2 separate regions of the Homo sapiens genome follow, and region 1 is linked to region 2. The links are chromatin loops, found by intact Hi-C in ENCODE. Cell type or tissue: heart right ventricle. All regions are shown on one strand. Links, peaks and the distances in the headings refer to the core of each region. The heading gives the core; the rest is flanking DNA.

Region 1 (8,000 bases), core at 1-8,000, 47 kb before region 2:
TAGCACGGGGCCTCTCCTTGACCTGGTGGGCCAGGGATTGAGCCTGGGGCTGGCCCCCCAATTCTGGGCCCACGAAAGTCCACATCTGCCCACCTCCCTCCGTCCTCCTCCTCACTCCAGCTGGACATAGCCCATCTTTCCTGTCCCATCTTTAACTGACCCCAGGAGGTGCAGCCCCTATCCCCTCAGTGGCCCTGCCAGCCCCAGCACCTCCTGGCCACCTCTGGGAAGGCAGAACGACCTCTCTGTTCTGCTCAGCTTCCCAAGGCTGTCCTAATCATATGCTTCTCAGGGGATCTGGGATGAGTCCCATTGCTTACCTGAGCCTCAGTTTCCTTATATGTAAGATGGAGATGATGCCACTTGCTGAGTGTATACGGGGAGGACAGAGCACGGGTGCCTAACAGGCTCCCAGCAAACAGTGACCTCTGCGTCCAAAGGAAGCTGGTGAGGAAAGAGGAGGAGGGAGGAAACGGCGGTGGAAGAAGAGGGGTGAGAAGCGAAGGCCACCTGTGGAGGAGGCCTCACTATCCAGAATCTGAGCTCCGTCCCTTCCCTGACCCCGTGGGGGTCCGGCAGCCCTACCCTGGGACCCAGACCTCATGGAGATCCTAACTGGGCCAGCTGCTTGAACAAGGCTTTCTTCTTTAATAAGGACAGTGGTCAGGACCTTTTAGCACAGTGAAATGAATGACGAGGCCCAAAGGTATCTAAAGGAATCTGGAGAACTTCTAAAATGTTCTCGTTTATTGTGTGTGTGTGTGTATGTGAGAGAGTTCATACGCACACTCCCTACGCACACACTGAAGCCAGGGTAAGACCCCAGTAATTCAGCCCCATTCCCCACAGGCCTTCTGGCCTTCTACAGGGTGAAGAAGAGCAGCTGGCAGGTATTATGCATCAATTCAGAAGCTGCCAGGCTATGGGCATCAAAGTTCAAGGCCCTTCAGGGGTCTACAGTCAATTCCTAAAAGCTGCGTTAAGCTGTATACATCCCAGGGCAGTGCAGAAACTTCCACCTCCCACGGGAAAATAAACCTAGATTTAGAAATGAAACTTGCAATTACTTTAAGATAAAGGAAGTGCGTCTCCAAGCCAGGAAAGTAGGGGCCCTGGGTTGTTTTGAAAGGAGCTCAGGGCTGGGTGTGGTGGCTCACGCCTGTAATCCCAGCACTTTGGGAGGCCAAGGTGGGCAGATCACCTGAGGGTGAATATTTGAGACCAGCCTGGCCAACATGATGAAACCTGGTCTCTACTAAAAATACAAAAATTAGCTGGGCGTCGTGGCGCACACCTGTAATCTCAGCTACTCGGGAGGCTGAGGCAGGAGAATCCCTTGAATCTGGGAAGCAGAGGTTGCAGTGAGCTGAGATCACATGACTGCACTCCAGACTGGCCTGGGCGACAGAGTGAGACTCTGTCTCAAAAAAAAGAAAGAAAGGAGCTCATATGGCCCCGGAGCTGCAGGGACTGCATCCTCCCAGCCCTGGGTCTTCAGTGTCCCCTGGGGACTGTTAGGTGGGCCATGGGGCAGGCCTCTCTCCACTCCCCTAGGCAGCCCTCTTGTGAGATGACGACTTGAGCAGGACGCCCAAGGCTCTTGTAGCTTTCCTAGGCTTTGGACCTGGGCACCGCAGCACTGTCCTCCTAGCAAAGCGGTGGGCCCAGAGGAGTTAATGGGTCGCAGAGGGAAAGCCCTGTGCTTCTCCTCTCCCCATCCTTCCCTGCACAAGGCCTAGGGGTAACCTCGGCAAGGAGGTAGGAGGGGAAGGGAGAGGAATAGGTGGGCTTGCTTGGGGAATGGATTGTTTTGATCGCCTATTTGGTTTGGTTTTAGTCTCGAAGAACTCTTTAAGCAGCTACACTGTGGAGAGGCAGCTGGGAGCAAGGAGGAAGGCACTGACCCACAGCCTCTGCTCTGTTCTTTAATCATGAAATCATGAAAATGGGGCTTGTAAAAGGGCCCAAAACTGATCCTGTGTTCCACTGGATTCTATTTGACTCAACCTGGTTTTCTTGTCCTCTGACTTTGTTCCTTCCAGTGAATTCTGCCTCCCCAACAATATTCCAGGGGGCACCTTGGCCCCTCAGAGCTCTCCTGGCCCCTCACCTCTTCTCTTCAGGCAGCCCCTCTCTGTCTGCCGAACCTGACACCCTCCTTTCGTAGACTCGAAGGAGCCCCTTAGGCCTTCCCTGCGCCCTGCCCTGTTGTGGCCGCCCTGGGCAATGGGGGGCATCTCTCTTGGGGCGGGGAAGGGTGGGGCAGAGCCTCAGGGTGCCATCGGACCCTCTGTTCCCTGACTCAGCCTTCCCTTTGCCCGACACCCGACTCCCTCATGGGTTATCAGCAAAGCAGGTAGCAGGGACAGCGGGCTTCAGGTTGCTTGGGTCATAGGCAGTGACACGGGCCTGGCTGGGTGAGATGACTTGCCCAGTTACCCAGCCAGGGAGTGGCCCAGCCTCCCGCCCCTTCCACAGCAGCCTTCCTTGAGTTTTTCCTTCCCATCACAATTCCTCCAGAGAGCTGCGGGCCAGCCCTGTGTGCTCACCTTTCTAGACCTAATGGTGGTTACCCGGCTCCTGCCCCCACACCCATGGCCCAGGCGCGTCACCCAGCTGTCCACATTTCTGCTGCAAGACAAGGCTGGAGGAACAGCAGGTGGGGATGGGGTGGGGGGGCACAGTGGGATCCCCCCTGGGAGCTGATGGGGGCTGGGGCTCTGGCACCACTAGCTTTCATGTCCTCCTCACCACACTCCAAGCCTGTGACTCCACAGCCAGGACTGACACTCTCCCTGTGATTCCTCAGTCCTGGGGGTGGTGTGGTGTTTCTGGTTCCAGGACTGTTCCTGGGACTCTTGTGGTCACTTAAAAGTTGGGGGCACTTCGGGAGGCAGAGGTGGGCGGATCACGAGGTCAGGAGTTTGAAACCAGTCTGGCCAACATAGTGAAACCCCGTCTCTATTAAAAATACAAAAAATTAGCTGGGTGTGGTGGTGTGCACCTGTAATCCCAGGGAGGCTGAGGCAGGAGAATTGTTTGAACCTGGAAGGTGGAGGTTGCAGTGAGCTGAGATCGTGCCGTTGCACTCCAGCCTGAGCAACAGAGTGAGACTCTGTCTCAAAAAAAAAAATAAATAAAAAGTTGGGGAGTCCTCCCCACCCTCAGCTCAGCCTGTGTGTTCAGGCAGGAGGCAGGCCAAGAACAATGTCTGGAAAGGGATTTCACGGGCCTCTGCGGAGGGCTCAGAGGAGCCCTGCGGGGTGGGGTGGCAGGGCCTCGGGGAGTGTGTTTGGTCATAGAGGAGTGAGTGCCCCCACAGGGGCTGGCGGGGGGCCCTGAGGACAATGCCAGGCCCACGGGTTTCTCTGAGGCTGAGGCAAGGCCTCCAGTGGGCTCTGCTGGCGTCTGTGGAGAATCTCCCATGTGTCCTGTGTTGGGCCCCTGGCCCCCCTGAGAAGGTGTGTAAGGGGGTGTCCCTCCCACACAGACTTGGGCCAGCCCAGGGAGAAGGTGACCAGTAGGGGGAGGGCAGGAGGGATCTGGCCTGGGGATGAGAGAGCAGGGGAGGCCGCCAAACCGGGCGGGCCAGGGCGGGCCGGGCAGGGGCTCCCTCGGAGGCTGCATAATCCCCGCTCTCTGACTGACACCCGGCAGGGGGCCAATTAGGAAACACATTTCCTTCACCCAGGGCACTTGGATGTTCCAGAAGCCGCTAATGAGAACCTGGGGTTTGCTGCCCCTGCTGGGTGAAGAGCAGGCCCGGCTGCCAGCAGCCCCGGACCCCCTTCCTCCTCCAGGCCTCGCAGACCTTGCCCTCGTGTGGCTGAAGAGCGCGGGTCTGGGGCTCCGCGGACCTGGGCAGCGGCCAGAGGGTGGAAGGCTGGGGCGGTGGGGGCCCATGAGAAGGGGCCTGTGGGCTCGGGGCGCCGGCCCTGTCCCGTGTTCTCTCGGGCACACGCTTACAGAGAGCCAGAGCCCAGCTCCCGTAGGCTTAAGGGCACGAAGCAAGGCAAAGGGATTTGGGGTCGGGGGGGGGCCTCAGTGCCAAGGCCCTGCCATGCCACTCATATCGGAGGGACCCCAGGACCGAAGGGAGCGCTGGAGACGCAGGTTCCTAATTTGCTGTGTGACTGTGGACAGGGAGCTTCGCCGCCGGGGCCTCGGTTTCCTCATCTGTCACATGGAGGTGTAGTGGAGGGCACATGATATCCTTCTAAGTGAGACCCTGGCTGTGCCCCCCGCCCACAGCAGGCACCGTGTCTAAGGGGTGGGGGCCGTGGGGAGGCGGTCTCGTGGGGAGGCGGTCTCGTGGGGAGGCTGTCTCGTGGGGAGGCTGTCTCGTGGGGAGGCGGTCTCGTGGGGAGGTGGTCTCGTGGGGAGGTGGTCTCGTGGGGAGGCGGTCTCGTGGGGAGGCTGTCTCAGGTCACCTGGCCGCCCTCTCCTGGGGCACTCAGTCCTCTGTTACCCTCTAGGGGATCCGGCTGTTCTTACAAATGCTTGGAGGAGAGCCGCCAGGGAGGCTGAGTGGGTAGCAGTTATTTCCAGAAGATAGGTTTTATTATTTTCAAGCATATTCGCGATTCCTGCCAGCTTCTCAGGAAAGCCCAACCTTGGAGGGACCCTTCCTCTGCGAGGAGGCGGCGAGTGAGCGTGGGTGTGTGTGCGTGCTCACCACACAGTTGGCATCCTGTGGGGCAGCTCAGATACAGGCGGAGCAAGGCCCTGCTGGAGGCACCTGCCCTGCGGTCACACAGCACACACCTGAAACCACAGCCCCGGAAACCACCGCCAGGGAACTGGAGCATCCCAGCCCCGCCCCCCGAGGCCCCGCCTCACACCCCACCAAGCCAAGAGGCTTCCTTGGCGGAGCCCCTCTGCCTCCTCCTGTTCCCTTCCCGTCTCCCTTCCAACCTCTTCCTCCCATCCCGTCCCCGTGCTCCTGGGAAGAAGCTCCACTGTTCCATCCTCACCTCCTCCTGTCTGCGCTGCCTCCCACGTCTCACACAACCGCTGTGCTCACGTCCACACCACTCACAGGCACACATACCACACACGCATGCACACATACCACATGCATGCACACACCATCACATCACATACACCATCACACACACACACTTTATCACACAGGCACATATACCACATGCACGCATACACACATACACAATCACAAACACACCACACACATCAAACACAGATACACAGACTATCAGTCACACTCACATCATACACACACCATCACACACCACACACTATCACACAGGCACACACACCACATGCACACATACATACACCATCACACCACACATCAGATACACAGACTGTCACACACAGTCACACACATAGCACACACACATGCACATACACACCATCACACACACCACACACATCAAACACAGATACACCATCACACACAGGCACACACACTATCACACACACACATCACACACGCATGCATACACACACCATCACACATCAGATACACAGACTATCACGCACACACATCAAACACACCATCACATACCACACACATCAGATATACACACCACACTTATACAGACACACGTATCACACGCACACACACCACACACATCAGATACACTATCACACACAGACTCACACATTTATCATACAGGCACACATACCACACACATATCACACACATTCACACACTATCCCACACTATTACACACATACCACACGCATTATCGCACACATGCACACCCCATCACACACCCCATCACACACACACCCCACCACTATACGCATACCACTACACACAGCATCACACATGCACACACCATTACACACACACCATCACAGCACTGCACATCCCGAGAAGTCCTGGCCCAGCCTCCCCTCCACACTCGTTCATTGAGCACCTGCTGTGGGCCCCATCCTGCCCTGGGTGCTGAGCTTGCAGATCTGTGTGAGGCTCAGTCCTGACCCTCAGAGAGCTTACAGTCTAGGAGGGGAGACCGACATACAGACAAGGGCCACAGAAGGAGGGGGTGTGGCCGGGTTGCAGCCTGAGGTGGGCACACACACGGTGTGGCCCATTCTTTAGAGGGGGCAAGGGTGGGAAGGCTTCCTGGAGGAGGGAGCCTGAGTAGCCAGTGCTCACTGGGCAAAGCAGGGCTCCTCGGTGGAGGGAGGAAGGTCTCTAAGCAAGAAGCTAGGCATAGCACGAGGAAACGGGAGAAGAGTAAGAGCGGGGGCGTTCAGTGCAGTGTGGGGCCCAGGGAGGCTGGAGAGAGGCTGGTGTTGGCCTCATCAGTTGCATCTGTGTGCCGAAGCCACTCTGACCCCTCCAGCTCACGTGGACACGCGGGGGCTCCCATCCACGCCCCGATCCCCTGCCTCAGGTGGCCTGGGTGCTGCCGCTGGCTTCTTCCTACTCCCTGGGACTCAGAAAGAGGGGGAGACAGAGAGCTCACATTCTGAAAGGTGAGATCATCTCACTTCTGCCAGTTCTTGGAAAAGTTATTCGTTCCCAGAAATGTTTATTAGTCACCCTTTTGTTGAAAGACATTTTGGCACCACCAGATGGAAAAATCAAAATGCTTCTCACAGGACGATTTGTCTCAAGTATTCCGCCTGACATCCCACAAGGATGATTTCTGAGGATACAACTCAAGGAGGATGTTCTGTTGGCATCTGTGGGGAGAAGCCAGATCTGTTCAGCTGTGTGTGTGTGTGTGTGTGTGTGTGTGTGTGACTGTGTATGAGAGTGTGTCTGTGTGTGACTACGCATGTGTGATTGTGTTCGTGACTGTGTGTGACTGCGTGTGTGACTGGGTGTGTGGCTGTGTGACTCTGCGTGTGTGATTGTGTTTACGACTGAGACTGTGTGTGACTGATTCTGTGACTGTAAGTGTGACTGTGTGAGACTGTGTGACTGGGTGTGTGGCTGTGTGACTATGCGTGTGTGATTGTGTTTGTGACTGTGTGTGTGACTGAGACTGTGACTGTGAGTGTGTGACTGTGTTACTGTGAGTGTGTGACTGTGGCTGTTTGTGACTGTGTGAGACTGTGTGTGTGTGACTGTGCTCTCTTGGGGGTCCGTGGAAGCAGTGGGCCTGGGGACCTGAGCAGAATTCTGATTTGCATCACCATACCGTCTGCGTGCCCCGGTACCTCCAGAACCAGTGGAAACCAAGTAGAGGGCTTGCCCAGCCAACAACTATTCCCTCCCGCTGCTGGGACCCGGACTGGGCACATCACAGCCTTGATGCTCATCCTTATTTAATCTCCACACACACCTTGTGAGGGAGGGATTTTCATTCCTGTCAATAGGACGCTGAGACTCAACAAGATAAAATACTCTGCGCGGGATTAGGTACTCCACGGCTGAGACCTTGCTTCTCTCCCACACCCGGGAGGCCAGGCTTTGGCAGCAGGAGTAGGCGCGGCAGTCCTTTAGAACACTCAAGAACTGGGACCCCATCGGGGCCACTGACTCTGGATGAGCCTTGGAGGAGAGACCACAGAGACATCTTCATGGGCAAACAGGCGGGAGCGGGCACCGTGGTGCTGGGGATGTCCGAGATGATGGAGCAGAGGCACTGGGCATAGTGGCAGGGATGTTGGTGGTAGCGGGTGGTGGTCCAGAGGTGGATTGGTGATGGGCATGGCTGTGTGTTCGAGGAAGCTTCCAGGAAGACCCCTGATGGTGAGGGGGGAGACCTAGTTGGCAATGGAGGCAGGCATAGAGAAGAGGCAGTGGTGGGAATGACCGTAGCTCACTATGGAGCTGATGTGGGTCAGTGTGTGGTGGGCGGTGGTGGATGGATCCCGGTCCTGGCTCAGCCCTTGTCCAGTCGCTCAGGCTGGGAATCAGATGAGCCGGGGAGGGGAGGGTCTCACCACTCCCGCCTCTTGTCTCCAGCTAGCCTCAGGGACACGGGGCCTCTCAGCAAATGACGGACTCTTCCCCCTCAGCAGCACCCTCTCTCCTTTTCTTGACCTTGGAGTCAATGGCTATTCCTGATCGGGCT
Region 2 (9,956 bases), core at 839-8,838:
CTGGTGCTCTTCAACCCCGACTCAGCTCTGAGACACAGACCTGCAGGCAATGTGGGCAGATTCAACAATGTCACTACTGAGCCTACTGAAAACAAGTGGACAAGATCCCAAGCCATCAATTCTAGAACATGGTTGGCGTAAAAGCTGTTGTGCATGGATTCTATCAGCAAGAAGGATCAGTAGAAGTATTTGAGGCCAGGCCGGGTGCAGTGGCTCACGCCTGTAATCCCAGCACTTTGGGAGGCTGAGGCGGGCGGATCATGAAGTCAGCAGATCGAGACCATCCTGGCTAAAACGGTGAAACCCCGTCTCTACTAAAAATACAAAAAATTAGCTGGGCATGGTGGCGGGCGCCTGTAGTCCCAGCTACTCGGGAGGCTGAGGCAGGAGAATGGCGTGAACCCGGGAGGCAGAGCTTGCAGTGAGCCGAGATTGCGCCACTGCACTCCAGCCTGGGCGATAGAGCAAGACTCCGTCTCAAAAAAAAAAAAAAAAAGAAGTATTTGAGGCCCAAGGAGTCACTGTGGCAGAGTGGAAAGACTGGGAAATGATTGCATCTGGAGCGTCACTTCTGAGGATAAGGTGATTGGGGTACACGTCCTTCTCCTCTCCCTTTCCCTTAAGACGCTCCAGCGTAAGGGCTTAAACAGACCCTCAAGACACCGTCCTGGAAAGAGGCAGATTGATGGCCACAGCTGAGTGTCAGAGGTTACATATTAGCATGTTCAAGCCTATACCAGGGACGTGTGTATCACATGCCATGCAAAGAACACAAAATATCTGCCCTTCCAATGTCTGCTGCTAGTGCAAATAATAAAAGGTGTTTGAGGATAATATTAAAATGATGTCATCACCTTCTGCTTATCCACTCTTCTGGAAAAAAGTAAGATAGACAACCCAAAAGGTCAGATTTGGCTTTGCAATATTGGCTGGCTTATATTAAACATGGTCTGTCAGAGATTTCAGAAGTCATTTCAAAGCAACATTAAAAAGTTGAATTATGACACATTCCTAACGAAATGATCCAGTTTTCCCACCTTGGCCTCCCACTCCGAGCATGCCACACTCTCTCACACCTCTGTGCCTTGGCAGGGATCGTTCACACTGCTTTGGGGCCCTCTGCCAGCTTCTCTGCACCCAGCACACCAGCACTAGCTTTAGGCCTCAGCTTGAAAACACCCGCTCCTCAGGGACACCTCCTCCCCCATGCCCAGGGTAATCCTAGGATTGCTTTTCTATGCTGCTTCTGTATACTAAACACATGCGGTACAGAAATTAACATGTTATTTGGTTAAACTAACAATTAATTGGATTCATGATTTACCTTCCCCGATGGCCCATAAATTCTTTGGGGTTAAATAACAGGCCGTGTGTTTCCAATGTCTGTGTCTCCTCTCGTGCCTAGCACAGAGCTCACATAATACATATGCAACATATATTTATGTTTTTGTTGATTGGATAGCAGCTCATAGCTTAGACTCAAATATCTTAATACCTGGAATATGAGCAGTCAGCAGTAGGAATTTCAAAGGACTTTCTTTTTTCTTTTCTTTTTGAGATGGAGTCTCGCTCTGTCGCCAAGGCTGGAGTGCAGTGGCGCGATCTCAGCTCACTGCAAGCACCGCCGTCTCCTGGGTTCACGCCATTCTCCTCCCTCAGCCTCCCAAGTAGCTGGGACTACAGGTGCCCGCCACCACGCCCGGCTAATTTTTTTTTTTTGTATTTTTTAGTAGAGACAGGGTCTCACCATGTTAGCCAGGAATGGTCTGATCTCCTGACCTTGTGATCTGCCCACCTCGGCCTCCCAAAGTGCTGGGATTACAGGCGTGAGCAACCGTGCCCAGTCTCAAAGGACTTTCTTACTTGATGGTAGTTAACATGGGAATATTCCAGCAGCTAGAACAGTACTTGGCACATAGTAAGTGCTCAGTAAATATGTGTTAAAGAAATGAATGAATGAGTGAAGAAATGAACGAATGAAAGCATACAAATTATCAATAGAATAGGTAATCAAGGAGTAGTGGTTTTAAAGAACTGTAAAGCATTCCAGTAAAGTAAGTCCAGTTGGTATTGCTAAATTCAAAATCAATATATTCTCCATTAGTGATATGAATTTAAAATTCTAGGAGAATATGTTCTGTATTTACTTTGCAATTAAATGAACAGAGTTGCATTGTAGTGAAATGATGGGATTTTACCAGATGCTCATGGGTTCCTATCACAGATGATTTTAGACTCACAATTTCAGACAACTGGGCCCATTTTGTATTGAATCAAATCGCCTCAGTTCATGTTTCATTCATTCCTTGTAACTTTTTGTCACCCTCTATTGGGAGACATTCTCAAGACATTACCAAAAATCACCTAACGACAGAAATGTTTGTGTTTACAGCATGGCAACTCACAGTGTGACGTGGGACCAGGAGCACAGATCACTGAAGAGACTGTTAGAAATGCAACTTCAGGCTGGACGTAGTGGCTCATGCCTGTAATCCCAAAACTTTGGGAGGCCGAAGCGGGCGGATCACTTGAGGTCATGAGTTTGAGACCAGCCTGGCCAACATGGTGAAACTTCGTCTCTACTAAAAATACAAAAATTAGCTGGGCGTGATGGCATGTGCCTGTAATCCCAATTACTCAGGTGGCTGAAGGATGAGAATCGCTTGAACCCAGGAAGCGGACGTTGCAGTGAGCCGAGATGCGCCTTTGCACTCTAGCCTGGGTGACAGAGTGAGACCCTGTCTCAAAAAAGAAAGAAATGCGGCCGGGCGTGGTGGCTCACGCCTGTAATCCCAGCACTTTGGGAGGCCGAAGTGGGTGGATCACGAAGTCAAGAGATCGAGACCATCCTGGCCAACAGGGTGAAACCCCATCTGTACTAAAAATACAAAAATTAGATGGGCGTGGTAGCACGCACCTGTAGTCCCAGCTACTCGGGAGGCTGAGGCAGGAGAATCACTTGAACTGGGGAGGCAGAGGTTGCAGTGAGCCAAGATTGTGCCACTGCACTCCAGCCTGGCTATAGAGCAAGACTCCATCTCAAAAAAAAAAAAAAAAAAAAGAAAGAAAGAAATTCAACTTCAAGGGTCCTACCTAGAAACCTGTTTTAACAAGCCTCCATGTGACTCCTCTGGTGCTGAAGAAATTCTTCACACCATACAATAAAATATCATCTGTTACCATGATAGAAGAAACCGTGGCTTTCTCTGGCGACTATAAGTACGGATAATGGGCCAGGGCTCCCTAGCTGGAAGGAAAGTCACTGTCCTGGGGGCAAAGCAGGTACCCAGTGACTGTCCCTGCTGATGATGCACCCCGAGAAGTGGAGCAGGCTGGGATGTGTTTGACACAAAGCCCTCTTGCTGTCCTAATCCACACCCACGCCAATATCCCTCAGCCTCATTTCCTCTTGACAAAGACGGTTCTGTTCTGAGGGGGTGTGTGGGACCAACAGCAGCAGCTGGGGTGGCCAAATGACCGCTCTTGCTTAGAATAGAGAGGGATTCAAAGAATGATCTCTGCCAGATTGCCGGGCTTTGCTGTGTCACATCAGGCTGACACAGATGGCCTTGGCCACTAAGGACGCTGCCTTCTTCCTCACAGAAGCCCGAGGAAATGCCCTGAGAAGGAACAAGGACCAGATAACTACCCGGCAGGGAGTGGCTGGTAGGATTTCAGCTTGAAATGTGATCTCTGGATGCCCATGAGCCAGTGTGGCATTTATTTCCACCGCATCAGGGGTCCCAACCTTGGATAACATTTATATTTCTAGAGCACCTGAAGAACAAAGATTCCAGATTGTAAGGTGCAAAATAAGTCACAAGGGGGTGCCTTCTCACTCACACACAGCTAGCCACAGCTGTCTGCCATCCCAGAGCGTACCCCGAAGCTAGCGCGCCAGCGAGCTAGTTTTAAAGCACAGACAACCTCTCCATTGCTGGCTTTCTTCGAACACCGTGGGTGAGGAAATGAGACAGAGAATGTCTAATGATTAGTTCCTTATGGTCCTTACATTCTTGAAGTATATTCTTTACGCCCGCTGGAACACTTCTGCATTCTTGATAGCATGATTGCAATATAAGTTCTTTCCCTTCTGAGCACTGTCTTTTATTGACACACTAAAATATCCTAGGAGCAGGATGGGTCTTCCCACCTTCCTCACGCCCCTCTTTCCCCACTGCCACACTCTCCGCGCCATTCCTTGTTCTCTTTCTAAGAACGCAATAAACATTTCAGCACAATCTTTTCAATCCACATTATTTATAATATTCCGAACATCCATCGAGCCTGGCTAGAATGCGAAGCAATAAATCAAACTTAACAACAACAAAGAAGGAAGGGGGAAAACCGCCCTTTGGCGAGGCGAAAGCCTGAGACGTTTCATTCCCCGAAGGGTTTAGTTATGTTAGGAAAAGTGAGATGGGGATGAGACCCGAGGTTTAGAATGACATAGAGGCAGGAACTGGAATCTATAGGCATAATCATAACTTTGTATAAACCTCAAACAAACTTACCTCTCTGGGGTGTCATGAGGATAAATGAGATACGTGGGAAGCACTCCGAGTGCCTCGAACGAGAGCAACTGGAGCCCAATTCTCCTTTTTGGGTCCAAAAGGTCATCTTTCTTGGAAGGGAGAGGGCTAAGAGCTCCCCCAACTCCCTGAGCGCCAGTCTTTGCTAATTAACATCCCCTCTGCAGGTTTAACTAAGATGGGGGTGAGCCTGGAAGCAGGGCCTCGAGGTAGGGCTGCTAGGTCCTGGACCCAGTCTCCACCCCCAGCAGGGACCCCTCTCCCCACTGCCAGCGAGGACCACGCCAGGCCACACACAGCCAGGGGTGTCCCTGCAGAATGATTCAGCTCCTGCCGGGGGTGGGAAGTAGAGCTCGTCCCACATCCTTTCCTCATGGCGCTACGCAGGTTAACACTGTCTGACTTTGTCTTCGCAAAGAAAGAATCTAGCTCCACAGTTTGCTGATGATTTCAAAATTTATCTAAACGAATGTGGAGGCCAGTACAGGCTATTGGCTAATTGCAGAATTGGCTTGAGGCCTTTCTGCCTTGGCGATTTCCCACGCATTCCCGTCTCACGTTGGAAATCCAAGCTGTTTGGGAGTGGGCGTGTGTTTGCGTGGCAGGCCTCAATGCAGCGGCTCTGTTGCTGTCTAGTCTAACATGCTCTGCCGTCTGCTCTCAGTGGTCCCTTCTGACAGTTTCCTGGATATAAAGGGGTGCTTCTTTTCCAGTCTTGTTGAATGGTACTGAATATAAGATTAGAATAACTGAATCACAATCCACATTTTAGTCATTACAGTCTCATGTTAGCTCTGGGGAAATGACCATAACCGGTACTTACTCATGAGAATTTTCTACCAAAAAGTCAGACAAGAAAGTCATTTTCTTATGAAAAGTGTCAAATGTGCCACCTACTCTGGCTTTGCCATCCCTCCCCTCTGCATGTTAACCTCACTTGGTCTTCTTAAGGTACAGATAATGCCTTCCTGCCCAGATCTGTTACCTGCTTGCTGGCTTGGGTGGAGGTTAGATCTCAACCACTGTTCTGGAAAGGATTTGATCATCAGCTTGGCTTTGTTCATAACTTCCTGCAGTAAAAAAAAGTCTTCAAAAAACCCAAATTCACGAGTGATATAGACATTTGTTTAAACAAAGTCTTCAGGCCGGGCGCGGTGGCTCCCAGCACTTTGGGAGGCTGTAATCCCAGCACTTTGGGAGGCTGAGGCGGGCGGATCACAAGGTCAGGAGATCGAGACCATCCTGGCTAACACGGTGAGACCCTGTCTCTACTAAAAATACAAAAAATTAACCGGGCGTGTTGGTGGGCACCTGTAGTCCCAGCTACTTGGGAGGCTAAGGCAGGAGAATGGTGTGAACCCCGGAGGCAGAGCTTGCAGTGAGCCGAGATTGCACCACTGCACTCCAGCCTGGGCAACAGTGTGAGACTCTGTCTCAAAAATAATAATAATAATAATAATAATAATAATAATAATAAACAAAGTCTTCAAAAATACAACAATTTCTTTTTTCTTTTTTTTTTTTTTTTTTGAGACGGAGTCTCGCTCTGTCACCAGGCTGGAGTGCAGTGGCGTGATCTCAGCTCACTGCAACCTCCACCTCCCAGGTTCAAGCAATTCTCCTGCTTCAGCCTCCCAAGTAGCTGGGACTACAGGCATGCACCACCATGCCTGGCTAATTTTTGTATTTTTAGTAGAGATGGGGTTTCACCATGTTGGCCAAGCTGGTCTCAGACTCCTGACCTCAAGTAATCCGCCCGCCTTGGCCTCCCAAAGTGCAGGGATTACAGGCATGAGCCACCGCGCCTGGCCCAACAATTTCTTTATGATGTCTCTAAGTCACAGAAACCAACAAAATCATCATTACTTGACTGTTCAAGTTAAGGGTCTCTTTACAACTTCCACTTCTTTTGCTTCTGATGACGCAACCATCCTCTTGAGCTCCGGCCTCCCAGGGCTGAGTGGTTCACCCAGACCTCTGGGGTCCCTTCCTTGGTATATTTCCACTTTCACTCCAAGCGTCCATGGGAACTTCTTTCCTTTGTCTATTACCTCCTAGGTGGAGCTCTTCTGCCTTCCTATTTTCCCCCATCGCCTCTAAGTAAAGGGCTGGCTTCACTGACGCAGGGAGACATCGCTGCTCTCTGTCTCTCCTTTAGTGCCTTCTCCCTGGTCAATGGAGTTCCACTATTCCCACCCTTACCTATTTACATACACCAGCAACTTCTCTTTACTTAGAGGTGTAAGTCTGCTGGAGAGCAGACTGTCTAGCTACTGAACTTCCCATCTGTGTGATCATGAGCCAGCCATTTAACCCATCTGGACCTCACCTATAAGATGGGGATAACAGGTTGGGCGCAGTGGCTCATGCCTGTGATCCCAGCACTTTGAGAGGCCAAGGTGGGTGGATCATGAGGTCAAGAGTTTGAGATCAGCCTGACCAACATGGAGAAACCCCGTCTCTAGTAAAAATACAAAAATTAGCCGGGCATGGTGGCTCATGCCTGTAATCCCAGCTACTCGGGAGGCTGAGGCAGGAGAATCATTTGAACCCGGGAAGCAGAGGATGTAGTGAGCCAAGATCGTGCCACTGCACTCCAGCCTGGTCAACAGAGTGAGACTCTGCCTCAAAAAAAGAAAAAAAAGAAAAAAAAAAAGGGCGGGGGATAACAGTAGCGTATATATAATGTGCTGCAATAATGTCAATGACACAGTAAATGCTCAATAAACACTCACTTATCTTATTATTAAGGCTTTTCCAGTCATGCTTCATGGTGTGCCTACAGCCCCTTCAAATGGGATCTTTTTAGATCAGAGCTCTGGCTGAGGTGTGAGTCAAGGTGGCTGCGGTTTCTATCTACCCCCTGATCCCACCCATCAAGCCATAGGGCCCTGGGCATGCAGGGCAAGTTCAGCCGATCCACAGGCTGGCCAGCAGCCCCTGAGTGATTTTGGTCCAGTACATGCAACTGAGCTGGATAAGGATTATTTTCTCTGAAGTTGGACTAGGAAATAAGGAGTGATGCAGGCTTACCAAGTCTGCCTTGGTTCCTAACGAAGGGAACATGTTTCTTTAAAGTAACCCCATCTTTTTTTGTGGAAATGTGAGTGATTCTGTTTCATTTTTTCCCCAACCAAAAGATGTCCCAAAGAACAAAAGTTTAATTAATATATATCCCAGGCTACAGATGTATGTGCTTTAAACGAGGGACAGATTTTGACTCAAGGAATACATTTCTAATTGTAAAATTTTGGGTCATCAGCAAGATGACTGAAAGGATCTCCATCACTTCCGAAATTAGAACTTTTAGGCCACTGTTGAGATATCTAAGACATCAACAAAATTAGTTTTTTGTCAGCTTTTCTTGTTTTTGTTTGTTTATTTGTTTGTTTTTTTTTTTTGGTTGTTGTTTTTGAGATGGAGTCTCGCTCTGTTACCCAGGCTGGAGTGCAGTGGCACGATCTCAGCTCACTGCAACCTCTACCTCCTGGATTCAAGCCATTCTCCTGCCTCAGCCTCCTGAGTAGCTGGGATTACAGGTGCCCACCACCACGCTCGGCTAATTTTTTTGTGTTTTTAGTAGAGACGGGGTTTCACTATGTTGGGCAGGCTGGTCTCGAACTCCTGATCTCGTGATCCGCCCGCCTCGGCCTCCCAAAGTGCTGGGATTACAGGTGTGAGCCACTGCACTCAGCCACCTTTTCTTTTTTTAAAGAGACGAGATCTTGCTATGTTGCCCAGGCTGGAGTGCAGTGGCTATTCACAAGTGTGATCATTAACACACGACAACCTTGAACTCTTGGGCTCAAACGATCCTCCTGCCTCAGCCTCTGGAGTAGCTGGGACTACAGGTGCATACCACTGTGCCTAGCCAGAATCACCTTTTAACATCCATGGCTATTTCAAATCTAGAGTTTACAGCGTCAGTAGGTTTAATGCGGATGAACATCTTCATGACTTAAAAATGAGTAAGGAACACATCCTTTTCTGGTTAACTTCCTTGTCACTCTGGAGAATGTCCCTACCGCTATTTCTCAAATGAGAGGACCTGAAGTTCTCTGGAGCACGGGGTGTGGATGGAGGTATAAGAGAAGGGATAGCTGGAAATGATAGTGGGTGAAGGTTAGTGAGGGCAGGGTCTCAATGAGTGAGGGCAGGGTCTCAATGAGTGAAGGCAGGGTCTCAATGGCTCATGAAGGCATCTAGGCTGAATACACAGAAGCCAGTCAGCCTCCATCTGCTTCTACCCAACTCTGTACCAGGTACCATGTTAGGTTCTGGGAATACAACAAGGGTCAAGATAGACATGATACCTGTGCCTGAGGAATTGACAGGCTAATGGGGGAGTCAGACATTCAAACAACCACACAATAAAATGATTACAAATCATAGAGAAGCATTAAGAAGGAAATAAACAAGATGTTATGACAACAGTTACTTTAATGGGGTGGTCAGATATGGCTTTCTGATGAGGTGATCTGTTGAGATCTAAAAGTAAATAAAGCTGGGTGAAGACCATGCCAGCCAAAGCCAGGCAGAGTGGGAAGCACAGAGCAGCTAGGGATTCATGGAATGGAAAGAAACCCACTGTGGTTAGAACTGGCCAGTGAGGAGAGAAATCAAGGTAAATTTGGTGAGAGTGTCAGGGCTAAGTCCTGCAGGGCCCTAGAAGCCATGGTAAGGAGTTGGATTTTATCCTAAGTACAAGGGAAGCAAGTGAAGGGTTTAAGCAGGGAGCGGCAATATCTCCTTTAGGTTAGACAGTCATTTATGTCACAGTGTGGAGACTGGACCGGAGGGTATGGTGTCCAGGTCCAAGTAAAGCCAACAAGACCTCTTTGAGAGAACTATCCCAGCATCTGGGTAAGAGGGTGACATGAAATGGGGTGGTGGCAGTGGAGACAGAGGGATTGAAACATACTTTAGGGCCGGATGCAGTGGCTTACGCCTGTAATCCCAGCACTTTGGGAGGCCGAGGCAGGTGGATCACCTGAGGTCGCGAGTTTGAAACCAGCCTGACCAACATAGAGAAAACCCCGTCTCTACTAAAAATACAAAATTAGCCGGGCACGGCAGCACATGCCTGTTAATCCCAGCTACTCGGGAGGCTGAGACAGGAGAATCGCTTGAACCCGGGAGGCGGAGGTTGCGATGAGCTGAGATCACGCCATTTCACTCCTGCCTGGGCAACAAGAGTGAAATTCCATCTCAGAAAAAAAAAAAAAATAGAAACATACTTTAGAATGCCACAGCTTCTTTTTGGATAAGCAAGGGCGGCTATAGTGAGAGGAGAGGAGGAAACAAAATTTCTACCTTGAATAACTGGGTCAATGGCATGCTATTTATTGAGACAGAAAACTAGGGGTAGGTGGCGTTCTGGATATGCTGCAGAGGGATTTAAGCTGACATATCAAAAAGTTCTTG

Evidence for each region. Hi-C counts contacts between places; a loop is a spot of excess contacts. Peaks named below come from ENCODE experiments on the same cell type or tissue, not always from the same donor. Only the 100,000 strongest peaks of a DNase experiment are listed, where the experiment ranks them.
Region 1: it touches region 2 in a loop (2.5-fold over the local background); 4 of 110 quality-filtered maps call a loop at or near these places.

Annotation. Positions count from the first base shown.
Region 1 is chr17:9,222,133-9,230,132 of GRCh38, forward strand. The region is part of intron 6 of NTN1 (netrin 1); the gene reads left to right. It overlaps LOC124903923 (a long non-coding RNA gene), which reads left to right and starts at 4,402. Exons shown (of 2, transcript XR_007065614.1): 1 at 4,402-8,000. RefSeq lists enhancers at 1-271, 2,964-3,515, 4,068-4,619, 4,620-5,170, 5,671-6,171 and 1 more. In heart right ventricle, for the core only: CTCF peaks have their summits at 3,536 (motif pointing right) and 3,752; no DNase peak of the experiment used is centred there; H3K27me3 peaks cover 312 bases.
Region 2 is chr17:9,268,708-9,278,663 of GRCh38, forward strand. The region is part of intron 7 of STX8 (syntaxin 8); the gene reads right to left. Among named protein-coding and RNA genes, the nearest start is that of NTN1, 250 kb to the left of the region's middle. RefSeq lists an enhancer at 4,293-4,794. In heart right ventricle, for the core only: no CTCF peak of the experiment used is centred there; a DNase peak (open chromatin) is centred at 5,084.